Regions from separate parts of the Homo sapiens genome. Here region 2 is linked to region 1. The links are chromatin contacts, found by Hi-C or POLR2A ChIA-PET in ENCODE. All regions are on one chromosome and are shown on one strand. Each heading gives the region's core, a stretch centred on a gene start or an enhancer-like site at or near the end of the contact. The rest is flanking DNA. Distances are from core to core; before and after follow the strand shown. Region 1 holds the start of ZC3H12C (zinc finger CCCH-type containing 12C). Region 2 has its middle 14 kb from the start of RDX.

The links. Hi-C counts contacts between places; a loop is a spot of excess contacts on that map. ChIA-PET counts read pairs that join two places held with the same protein, here RNA polymerase II (POLR2A). Pooled maps may share reads with other maps.
Region 2: a loop to region 1 is called in a map of endothelial cell of umbilical vein, with 2.0 times the contacts of the local background. The contact joins the enhancer-like site here to the promoter of ZC3H12C in region 1. A Hi-C loop is called at or near these places in 1 of 168 maps with a recorded cell type or tissue (endothelial cell of umbilical vein) and 2 of 50 pooled maps. POLR2A ChIA-PET finds 5 or more read pairs at or near these places in 3 of 52 experiments (H1, Panc1 and activated T-cell).

What each region holds. Positions count from the first base shown.
Region 1 is chr11:110,091,150-110,097,091 of GRCh38, forward strand. ZC3H12C (zinc finger CCCH-type containing 12C) reads left to right here and starts at 2,243. Exons shown (of 6, transcript NM_033390.2): 1 at 2,243-2,283. The coding sequence starts at 2,263. RefSeq lists silencers at 1,453-1,512, 1,813-2,072, 2,133-2,602.
Region 2 is chr11:110,308,222-110,313,568 of GRCh38, forward strand. No RefSeq gene overlaps it. Among named protein-coding and RNA genes, the nearest start is that of RDX, 14 kb to the left of the region's middle. Within about 2 kb of position 3,755, at least 2 of the 41 ENCODE cell types and tissues checked have a DNase peak (open chromatin) inside an H3K27ac peak, as active enhancers do; they include endothelial cell of umbilical vein, where a contact is called at or near this core.

The DNA of each region.
Region 1 (5,942 bases), core at 993-3,492:
GAGGCCAAGGAAGATGGATCACTTGAGGCCAGGAGTTTGAGACCAGCCTGGGCACATGGGGAAAACTTGTCTCTACTAAAAATACAAAAACTAGCCAGATGTGGTGACACACACCTGTAATCCCAGCTACTGGGGAGGCTGAGGCAGGAGAATCGCTTGAACCCAGGAGGCGGAGGTTGCAGTGAGCTGAGGTCGCACCACTGCACTCCAGCCTGGGCGACAGGGTCAGACTCTATATAAAAAAAAAGTGTGCACCACAGAACCAGAGAAGGCAGCCTACCTGCCTACCTGCAATTTTATTTAATCGGCTTCATGACTGGCCTACTGACGTGGAAAACAGGCTCAGTAAGACACTCTCCTTTCATCTCACAGGCAGAGTCAGGATGCTCATGTGCACCAGCCAGTAGGATACTCTCAGCTGGGACCCCAACATCAACAGCTAAAGAGCAACTGATGCTGGCCAAAAAGATGGGGACATCTGTGCTGCTCAACTGAGCCATAAAGGCCTACATTTGGTAGAGAATATTAAACTGAAAATTATCAAGTTTGAACCCCAATAAGCATCATGAATATCACTACCATTAGGCAGTCCAAGCAAATTCAACAGATCCAGGCTTAAACCATATATATGCCCTACTGAAAACAACTCAGAGGCAAAACTAATTTTATGAAAGGTAAAAAGTTGATCAAAGGCATGAATCGTGGTCCAGTGAAACAAATGCGTCCTTTAGATGTAACAGACCTGAATACCTCACATTCAAGCTGTGTAACTGCAGGTAAATTTTCTAACCTCGATTTTCTGATGGATAAAGGGGTTTCTAATACCCAGCTCACATGGCTGTGGTGACAAACGGGACAGTGGATTTAAAGCAGGCTATTTGGCCCGTGGCATATGGTAGGGGCACAACCCATTCAGTGTCCCTCCCTCTCACTCCAGAAGCAGACTCATCCTGCCCTAGGCTGCTCGTAATGATTCCAAGGACAGGCGAATAAGGTTATTTGAACATTTCTGAAACATTGACTTAGTTTGTGCTGGGTGTTGTACGATTCACAGAAGTAGAAAGGCTCTCTGCTCCCGGTGCTTTTCAGCCTGCGATTCAGGCGCCCACCTCTGTGCAAAGGGCTGTTTCCTTCCGATCTCCTGAAAGAGATCTGGATGTATCTTGGGTTCAACCTCGATTTTGACACGATTGCCATTTCCATCAAAGCCAATTTCCTTGCTGAAAGAAGTCCTATCCCTGGGTGAAATCCCAACAGCTTCATTTGTTTAAATTCTTTTATTGGCCTTGCTAATGCAGGGTGTGGTTTTTCCTCATCACGGAATATTGATAAGTAAACAACTACGGGGAACCTGCCCTAAGAAGGCGGCCCGTCGATCTCCTTGACTGCCCGGGACATGATCAGTGTTACTGCTGGGTGGAGAAGGTGTCGCCGAGCGGAAAGGCGCCGTCCTGCACCAGGTCGGGGGAGAGGCGCGGGGAGGTCGGGACCGCTGGGTTGGGCCGGGGCAGGGAATAGGCGCGAGGGGAGGCGGCGCGGGAACCTCGGGCAGCCCCAGCGGCTGGGTCGAGCCCGACAGGTTCCAGCAGCTCCCCTCACCCCTCTCCACGCCTCTCGGGTTTTCCCCTTGGCTCAGGGTTTCCTGTTTCAGTTCTCGGCGTTCTCCAGCAGCAGGTGCTGGTTTGCCAACCTCGGCTCCAGAGGCGGCGACGGAGGAGAAGGAAAAGAGGGAAGGGGAGGAGGAAGCGGCGCGGCTGCGGTGGCTGCGGGCGGGCGGGCGGGCGAGGAGCGCGGAGCGAGGTGGCGGAGCCGGGTTCGCTCTCGCCCGCGGAGCAGCGGCACGGACGAAGGGCAGGGCCGAGCCGAGCCCAGCGCTCGGGCGCGCCCGAGCCGGGGCCCTGGCGTGCGGCCAGCTGTCCGGGCGGGAGGCATGAGGGAGCCTCGCGCTCGCCCCGCGCCCTAGCGGCGGCCGCGGCAGCCCAGGGCTGAGGCGAGAGGCGGCCGCCTGCCGGAGGGCCCCGGGGCTGCCCCAGCTCCAGGGCATGTAGTGATGGCTGCGGAGAAGAGAATGCAAGTAGGTTGAGCAACAGATTCGAGTGCGCGCGCGTTGGGGCTGTGAGTTGTGCAACCCAGGGAGGGGGCGCCGGGGCTGCGGCCCGCGGAGAGGGCGCGCGGGCGGGCGCGGCTTGGCGCGGGAGGGCCGCGGTGGCCGCTTCTCCGCGGGCCCCGCCGCCCGCTCGCCGCTTTCTCGCGGGGCTGGCTATGCCGGGTGGCGGCTCCCAGGTTTGTCCTCGGGAAGGGGGTGGGGGACGCGGACCGCGGCGAGAGTGGTCCTGGGGTAGCCGGTCGTGGGGAGGGCCGCGGGGCCGCGCCCGGGCGCCAGGCGGAGGGCGCCGGGGCCGCAGCGACCTCGCCGTGTGATCTCCAGGCCCAGGCGGGTCGGGCTCCGGAGGTCGAGTCACCGAGCTCCGGTCGCTCAGGTGGGGCCGAGCGGAAAGCCCAGCGCATCCTCCCCTCGGGCAACGCCGTCCCCGCCGGGATTTCGGGCGAGGTGAGGCCGGGCTTCCCGGCCCCGCGGCCTAAGGCACCGGTCCCCGCCCGCCCGGGGGCATAGATCGCGAACATGGAGGCGGGCTCGGGCGCCGCGGATGGAAACGGACACACTGCGCTGCCCCAGCGGCTCAGACTCGCGCGCGCTCGTGGGGCGAGACATCTCTTGGCATCTCGGATCCAGCCCTGGCCATTCGCTTAACTATCCATCCCTCCATCCAGATCGCCAGCAACCCCAGGCCGAGCGTCACGAAAGCCCCTCACTCCCCCCTCGTCCCTCCTTCACCCCCAGGCTCCAGTCCAGATCCCTTTTACACGCTGCGTTCATTTTAGCTCGGCTGTTCACATTTTTAACTCCGTATTAAGAAGTGTTACAAATATAACTTGGAGAAATGAATCCCGCATTTCTTCCCTAAGCTGTCTCATTTCAAGTCCTTAAAAACAGCCCTAACATCCAAGTACTGATTACTCTGTCTGGGGTTCTTGCCATTTGGTTATCCGTTAACAATCTCGGTTTGTGTTCGGTGTTTTGTGATAAAGAGATGAAAGACGAATCCAGATTTAGGAAAAGTTTTCCTATTGGTTGACAAGACTGTATTGGAGTATCCCAGGCCCATCAGGCGCTTATTGATTCAGACTTTTTTTAAACCATTTTAGAATAGATGCAGAGATAATTGGAGCTAAGTATTGTATGTTTAGGAATTTGGCAACGTTGTTCAGTTTTTCACTTGTTACGTGCTTGAGTTTTTCCACTTTTAAAATGCATATTATAAACGGAAAACGAGATAAACCTCAAACACAATTTTTGACTTTTCAAGAACCACAAGAAGTCATAAATACAGTGTGTTATAAATGTTTTTGTCTTAATGGACTTAGGATTTAGAGGGTATGACTTCCATTCATTTAATCACATGTACAATTAATTTTAGTAGCAGTTTCTTAAGTTTAGGGTTCTCTGTGTTTGACTACATGATAGCTTCATCAAACATTGGTAAAATTAATCTTAGTGTGATAAGCCCAGGAAGATGCCTATTTCGGACTTGACCCCCTGTTCACCTGTTTTCTTCAACAATTTGGCATGCTTATTTCCAGTTACCTAAATCTGTCTACTGGATGGTACCATAAAAATAGAATGGCCTGTTGACTATGTACCCATAGTTCAAAATGTTTTAATATTTTTACATGAAAGAGTCTATCTTACTTTCAAAGTAAGTTACAAGATTCTACTTCTAGTATTTGGTCACCATAAAAGTACTTAAACATTATAACCAAAGTAAAATGAACTTTTAAATAAACAACAACAAAGTGACTGGCATTTTTTAGCCTTTATTTAATAAGGGAAGTCTAACGGAACTATTTTAGTATAATGGGAAATATTAAAGGATAGGAAACAGAAACTTGGAATGTTTCTATACTGATGAGAGTTTTTATTAGTCACTTCCTTTTACTAAATTTTTGTTTTAATGACCAGACTATATAAAAATACCCTATTTTATATTATGGGCTTCTCTGGAGCTAGGTTTTCATGGGTTACCAACGTCTGCAAAATCGGATCCCAAGTTGTTAATAGAAATTTTATGTTTAAAACATTTTTCTCATTCTACAACTAGGTCTTCATTCTAGCAGACCACAGTGGTTGCTACATTAATTTTAATTACTATCACAGACGTAAAAATGTTGCTGTTATAACTTCTTAGTGTGTTTCATTGTTTTTGTACATAAATTTAGAATTCTTTAATTCTGATTTGATAGCATTTTTAAAGAAACAAACAAGGTATTAAGTAGGGAATGTTTTTATCTTTTTACTGTTGGAACGTAGAATAACACTAATCTGCAGTTATTGCTCATTTGAAACTGGTATGCTTCTGTTCTCTCTGCAAATAATTACTTATTATCACTCTAGCTGCTGTGTAAGGCCCCCGACCTCTAAAAGGATAGATTATGAACGAACATAATGCTATGTGGAAAGTACTAAGTTCCGTGAAAAAAGAAGTGAGAAATTCAGGTACTGGGGAGTGCCTCAAAGGTAGGATTTGAGTAGGTAGAGCTGGTTGGGAGTCATTTCCAAATGAGTCAGTGAACCCTGGAAGGAAAGCAGGGAGTGGGCGGTCCAGTATGTGGCGCATGGGGCAGATGATAGGAGTAGTGAGTGGGTAAGTTGGCAAATAGAGTTTTGGAGTATAGTTTTTATTAGAGCAATATTAAGTAAATAAGATGGTCAGTGAATAATGAAAATTAATTCAATCAGGATTCCAAATTTAAGCCTAAAATATTGAGATTCCGGAGTTTGATCGTAAATCTACCAAATGTTCTAAAAAAGCTTCTTGTGTTTTAAGTGCTAATATGCCTCATGGACCTGCAGCATATGAAATCTCATGACTTTACAAAGTGAAAATGTGTGAAGATTCAACAAAACACATGTTATAATCTCTGCTGCTGTTTTGCAATTAATAGTTCAGAGAAAGGATGATCAATCAAGAATGTGATTTTTTAAGAAAGATCTATTTCACCCCAGAATAGATCTCTAATTTCTTGGTGATTCAAGATTTGTTTAAAATTTTTGTAGGATTAGTGTGTAAATTAAATATCTGACACATAGTAATTTTTGGCATCTGATAGTATAAAGATAACTGCAGATATGTGTTGTGGCGGCATCAATTCTCTACTGTTGTTTTGGTTTTTATAGGTGACATAGTAATAGTCACGTTTGTACACTGATGTGCCAGACAACATGCTAAGTCTACATGCATTATCTCATTTAACCCTTGAACACCTTTATGCATTGCTTCTATTATCCCCAGTCTATAGATGCGGAAGCAGAGACACTGAGTTTGAGTAACTTGCCCAAAGTCATATAGCTAGTAAGTTGCAGAAAGGAGTTCAGACCCAGGCAGTCTGACTTTATAACCCATGATCTTAACCACTGTGCAAGTTCTGCCTCGATAGGATTCTGTTTTTAGTTTGTTCTCTAAAAAGTGTGTCATCATGTATGTTGTTTTGTTGACATACACCATTTGAAAATTAAGTGATGCATAGTGAGTATGTAAGACGAGAAGCCTTTCCTCTGCATAGTACGACAGTAGTAGGACAATACAGAAATCCTGTCTGGCCAGGTAAGTTGAAGGCAAGGACCGTGTCTTTTTGCCAGGCTGCTTGAGTTCACTACAGAGACAAATCAAAAGACTCCAGTTTCAGTCCAGCATGGCAAATGATGTAACAGCAGTGTAGTTCACAAAAAGGAGCACTTTTCAGTGAAAGCAACAAACATTCTTAATGAATAATATTTTTTATTGATTTTTATAACTTTTCTCAGACTATAGAAATGTAATGTGCTTACTGTGGAATAAATTAGAAAATATAGAGAGGTATAAAGAATTTTTAAAACACCTGTA
Region 2 (5,347 bases), core at 2,505-5,004, 220 kb after region 1:
CCTGTGGAGACGTCCATGTGGTAAGAAATGGAAACCTCCTGCCACCAGTAAGGATCTGAGGCCTTCTGCAAACAGCCTGTGAGTGAGCCATTGTGGAAGCGGCTAGATGTGGTCTCAGTCAAGCTTTCAAATGCCTGCAGCCCCTGCCAACATCCTGAATGCTCCCCGTAGGAAACTCTGCTCCTAAATTCCTGACCCACAGAAATTGTGAGATAATGAATGATTGCTGTTTTAAGTCACTAACGTTTGGGGGTATTTTTGAAATGTAGCAATAAATAAACAATACATTTACCTATAAGCAATTCCCACTCAAGATAGGCAACTCGATTTTTGAAAAATGATGGAATTATATAATACAAGCATACAATTTTAGAACTAGACAGAACTTCAAAATAAAGTTTTACTCATATTTTGCAGAAACAGAAAGTAAGACCTCCAGAATCTGTCTTGCTCGAATCTGGTCATCTATCATTGTTCTCTATCATCTCAGCTAGAGATACAGGACTCATCCTTAACACTCACTGCCTCTTTCACGAATCCTATACCCAACTTATTACTTGGTGCTATTATTAATTACTTAATGCTATTAATCCTTTTGCCTCTGCCTACCTCTTTTTTTTTTTAATCCACCAAGCCACACACTGTTATCTTTTCTGGACTCCAGCAATAACCTCCTAGCTGGTCTCATGTCGACTTGTGCCCCTACAAGTAGTTCTCAAGACTGCATACAGAGTTAATGTATTGAAATACAATTGCAGTGATCTTACCTCTTCTCCAGTCTCCCTCACTCTCCAGACCCATTTGTTGACTTCTGATCACTGGTCATTGGTTTGCCCTTGTCCTGAGCTCAAGTCATTCTGGCCTTCTATAATTCCTAGAATATGATGATTCTGCATCCAAGCCACTAGGACTTTGCATGTGCAGTTCCTGCAGCCCCATTCACCTAGTTGACACCTAATTATCCTGCAGATCTAAATCACAGTTCAAGTCTATACTAACTTCCCTGCTACAATCTCCAGGTTAGCTTTTCTTTGTAGCACTAAATCACAGTTACATTGTTAATGGTTGGATTTTCAAAAATTGATATCTGTCTTCTTTAATAGAATACAAGTCTTTAAATGCAAGGACAATGTACTTTTTATTTGTGTGCTTTAGCACTTAGCACAGTGCCCAGGGCATTATAAAATGTCTGATAACTATTTGTTAAGTGGCTGGATGAATGAATAAATGCATGAAATCATCCAAGAAGTTAATGAGGGACTAAAATCTAGGTTTTCTGACTCCACATTTAATGTTACTTACAACCCACCTGCTGTTCTCAATTTGATGTACTCAACTCTGAGTATCAACATAATGCATTTATCAAGTGCAAAGAAAATCACTGATATTCCTCAAATATCGTATTTGGCAATACTAGTGGAATACGATATCTAGATAAGGTTACTGTATTGAAATGACAAGGTTGTACTGTGGACCTGTTTACTTTGTGACTTTGCCACTTATTTCCTAAAATATCACCATTACTTAAAACAATTCAAGAGCAGCCTACTCTTCCAAAATAAATTGCTTTATACAAGTTGAGATTCAATAAGTTAGTAACTGAATGAGCTGAGTGAGGTGGTGTGCACTTGTAGTCCCAGTTACTCAGGAGGCTGAGGTGCAAAGATCACGTGAGCTTATGAGTTTGAGTCCAGCCTGAATATAGCAAGACCTGTCTAAAACAACAACAACAACAACAACAACCACCCAAAAAAACAAAAACAAACAAAAAAACCAGTAACAATATATGAATGCCTTTTAATATAATAAGTTAATATATAAATGTAATGATTACAGTTAAATTTGGAGGGACTGTCTGAGTCACAGTTGGCTGTTACTTGTAAGTATTCAGGAGCTATGGTGAAAAAGGGTGGCAAGCTCTAGGCTTTTTGTAAATCTACTTGGGTCCTTGACCTAGTCCAACTGTTAGTCTCTGGAATGCTTTTCAAGCCACTGGGCTATGCCTCTGTTCCCTGTCTCAAGAAGCTTTCTCTGGCCTGTGTAATGATCTGATTCCAAAAGAGTGAACAAGATGGCACTGAAGCATTGAGATAGTAGCCATCCAATGCTCTGCACCCCTTTGGCAGCTTACTGTCAGTTGTACTGTAGACCTGATGGCTTCCAGGACACACATGCAGGTGTTATAGTAAGTTATTCAGGGGAAACAGAAGAGTGACATTCTCAACTAGTGAAGGGCCTTTTGGTCCAAAGATATGGTATAAGCCAGGCACAGTGGCTCACACCTGTAATCCCAGCACTTTGAGAGGCCAAGGTGTGTGGATCACCTGAGGCCAGGAGTTCAAGACCAGCCTGGCTAATATGGTGAAACCCCATCTCTACTAAAATACAAAGTTAACTGGGCATGGCGCTGGGCGCCTGTAATCCCAGCTACTTGGGAGGCTGGGGCAGGAGAATGGCTTGAACCTGGGAGGCGGAGGTTGCAGTGAGCCGAGATCGTGCCATTGCACTCCAGCCTGGGTGACAAGAGCAAAACTCCATCTCAAAAACAAAACAAAACAACAAAAAAGATATGGTGTAAACTACTTTGGAACTCAAAAGGTGTTTTTCCCCCACTATGGAAATGAATTTGAAGGGTGGTTCAGTTCTGAGGCTGGCCTAGATATAGCTGACCAATATACTCTGCAACAAGGAAGGCCTGTCTGTTCAGATCCTTCTTGGCATTCCTGTGGAGCAACCCTTCTTCCTGGATACAGGACAGTCAAGGCAGGTCAGATAATGTCTTTATGGCCAGCTCTTATACAGAAAGTAATGGGGAGCTTAGAGGAATTTTTCCAGGTTTTATGACTGGCTTTGGTAGAGAGGGGTTCTAGTTTCTCTGACCAGACTCAGGAAAAGGGAATTTAATTTCTATGGCTTATCTCGCTGGAGGAAGAGCATGGGAGACAGGAAGGCAAGGGAAGGTCAGAGAGAGACTTTGCTTCTAAAGCTGCTTCTGAGGCCTTCCAAATTATGTTATTTCAAAGTGTTCAGCATGCCAAAGCACCATATTTTGGGGTATCATTTTCTGAACCCCAATAGCTGACAGAGGCTCAAGTGTGATTTATTTAAATTTCAAGGTAACTCAGACTACTCATCTTCACATTCATGTCTTCATTCTTCACACAAATAATCATCTAAGGTTATTCTGTAACATCCAAATCCAAGTTGTCTCTCCTTTGTTAGAGTTCTTTTATTCTCTAATTTTTTTCTGGATTTCAAGATAACAACCATTTGTTATCTTTGGTTGATAACAGAAGTTTGTTATGTAAACAAATGCTATCAACCATTTGTTCACCTAGCAAACTTTTGTTAAGACCTGCAAAGGAACAAGCACCATAAAAGCACCAGGGTTAAGATACTTGCACATATTATTTCAATATACTCTTCATCATTTTAGTACATTTATATAACATACTGCAATTGCTAACGCATATGCACATGCTTTACTTCTAAATCACATTTTAGATAATTTCTTTCTGTGCAAGTTCTTGTAGACCTAATCCAAAGTATACTTACTCACTCTTTGGCTTCAAATAATATAACTTGTCTGCTTTTTAACCATTTTTCTTTCCGAATATCCCACTGAAAGCTGATCTAACATTGGGCCTATGGACCTTGGCCCTGCCTGAATTCTCTTGAGGGCCAAGGGCCCTCCAGCATCACAGACTGTCTGAGACAAAATAATTCATTTGTGCTAGCCCAGGGGGAAATATGAATCACTTGGGTGAAGGTCAGAATCATCACACACACAAAAAAAGACCCAGATGACTCAGCATTTTGTATTATAGAATGCACAAAAATGAAAATCCACTTGATCTGTGTCTTGTTTTTTTTTCCAGGGCATAATACAACAATTAGAAACCAGAAAATCTACTTAGACTGTAGGCCCTAGAGTGATTCCTTATAGTTTTAATTATTCATAATCTATAAAATTATACCTGATATTTGTAGCTAAGTGTATTAGTTGGTTCTCACATTGCTATGAAGAAATACCCGAGACTGGGTAATTTATAAAGAAAAGAGGTTTAATTGACTCACAGCTCCGCATGGCTGGGGAGGCCTCAGGAAACTTACAATCATGGCAGAAGGGGAAGCACAAACATCTTTCTTCAGATGATGGCAGAAAGGAGAAGAGCCAAGCAAAAGGGGGGAAAGTCCCTTATAAAACCATCAGATCTTGTGAGAACTCACTCATTATCATGAGAACAGCAGTATGGGGGTAACCATCTTCATGATTCAGTTACTTCCCATGGGGTCTCTTCACAACATGTGGGGATTATGGAAACTGCAATTCAAGATGGCATTAGCAAACCAGATTGCTAAGTAATCACCGTTTTTCACCAGGTGACAATTTCTACCAAAAACCTATAATAAAACATTAAGCTAAAAAGAAAAGTGAACTCATCATTTCACAAGCTATGCCTTAAAAGTCTTACAAAATGTTTACTTGCTTGTGTATTAGAGTCAGAGACTATTTATGGCAGAGATTTTGTATATTAGCAAAAGAAAAATAAAATTATTAACATGCTTTTTAGAGTAAGAAATGTATGACTTGCAGTTTAATGCAATGTTAATAAATATGACACTGCTCATCTCATAAAAGTAATGCTCTGGTTTTTACTTTTCCATAAAGCTGAGTCATATATTTTAAATAGGATGTCAAAATAACAATTTCCTTCAAAGAATTTCCTTGTTTCTTTAAATGGAGAGGAAAAATGGTGTTAAAATGTAAGAGCCCCATGACATTCAATGCTTTGAAGAATATGGTAAGACAGGCTATCTTATATACTTTTATATACTTTCAATAGGAGTGTAAATTGGTGCAAAATTCCTAAAAATCAATTTGGCGTTATGTATCAGAAGTCTTAAATATATTTATATTCTTTGGTCATTTATCAGTTTCTAATAATCTGAACTAAAAAATAAGAACATGGCTTAACACAAACATACAAAGATATTCAACACAGCCTTATATATAATAGTGAAAACTTGAGAACGTACTAAGTGTTCCCCCAAAAAAGTTAAATAAATTATATTATACAATGTATAACATAATATAACAACGTATGTAATAAACAATGTAATGTTTCTTATTCAAAAGAAAAATTGCATTAAAAATTATGTCACTATATGTAAAAATGCTTATAATGTAATGTTAAATTAAAATCAAAATACAAGCCGGGTGCAGTGGCTGACACCTGTAATCTCAGCACTTTGGGAGGCCAAGGCGGCTGGACCACTTGAGGTCAGGAATTCGAGAATAGCCTGGCCAACATAGTGAAACCCTCTCTCTATTAAACATACAAAA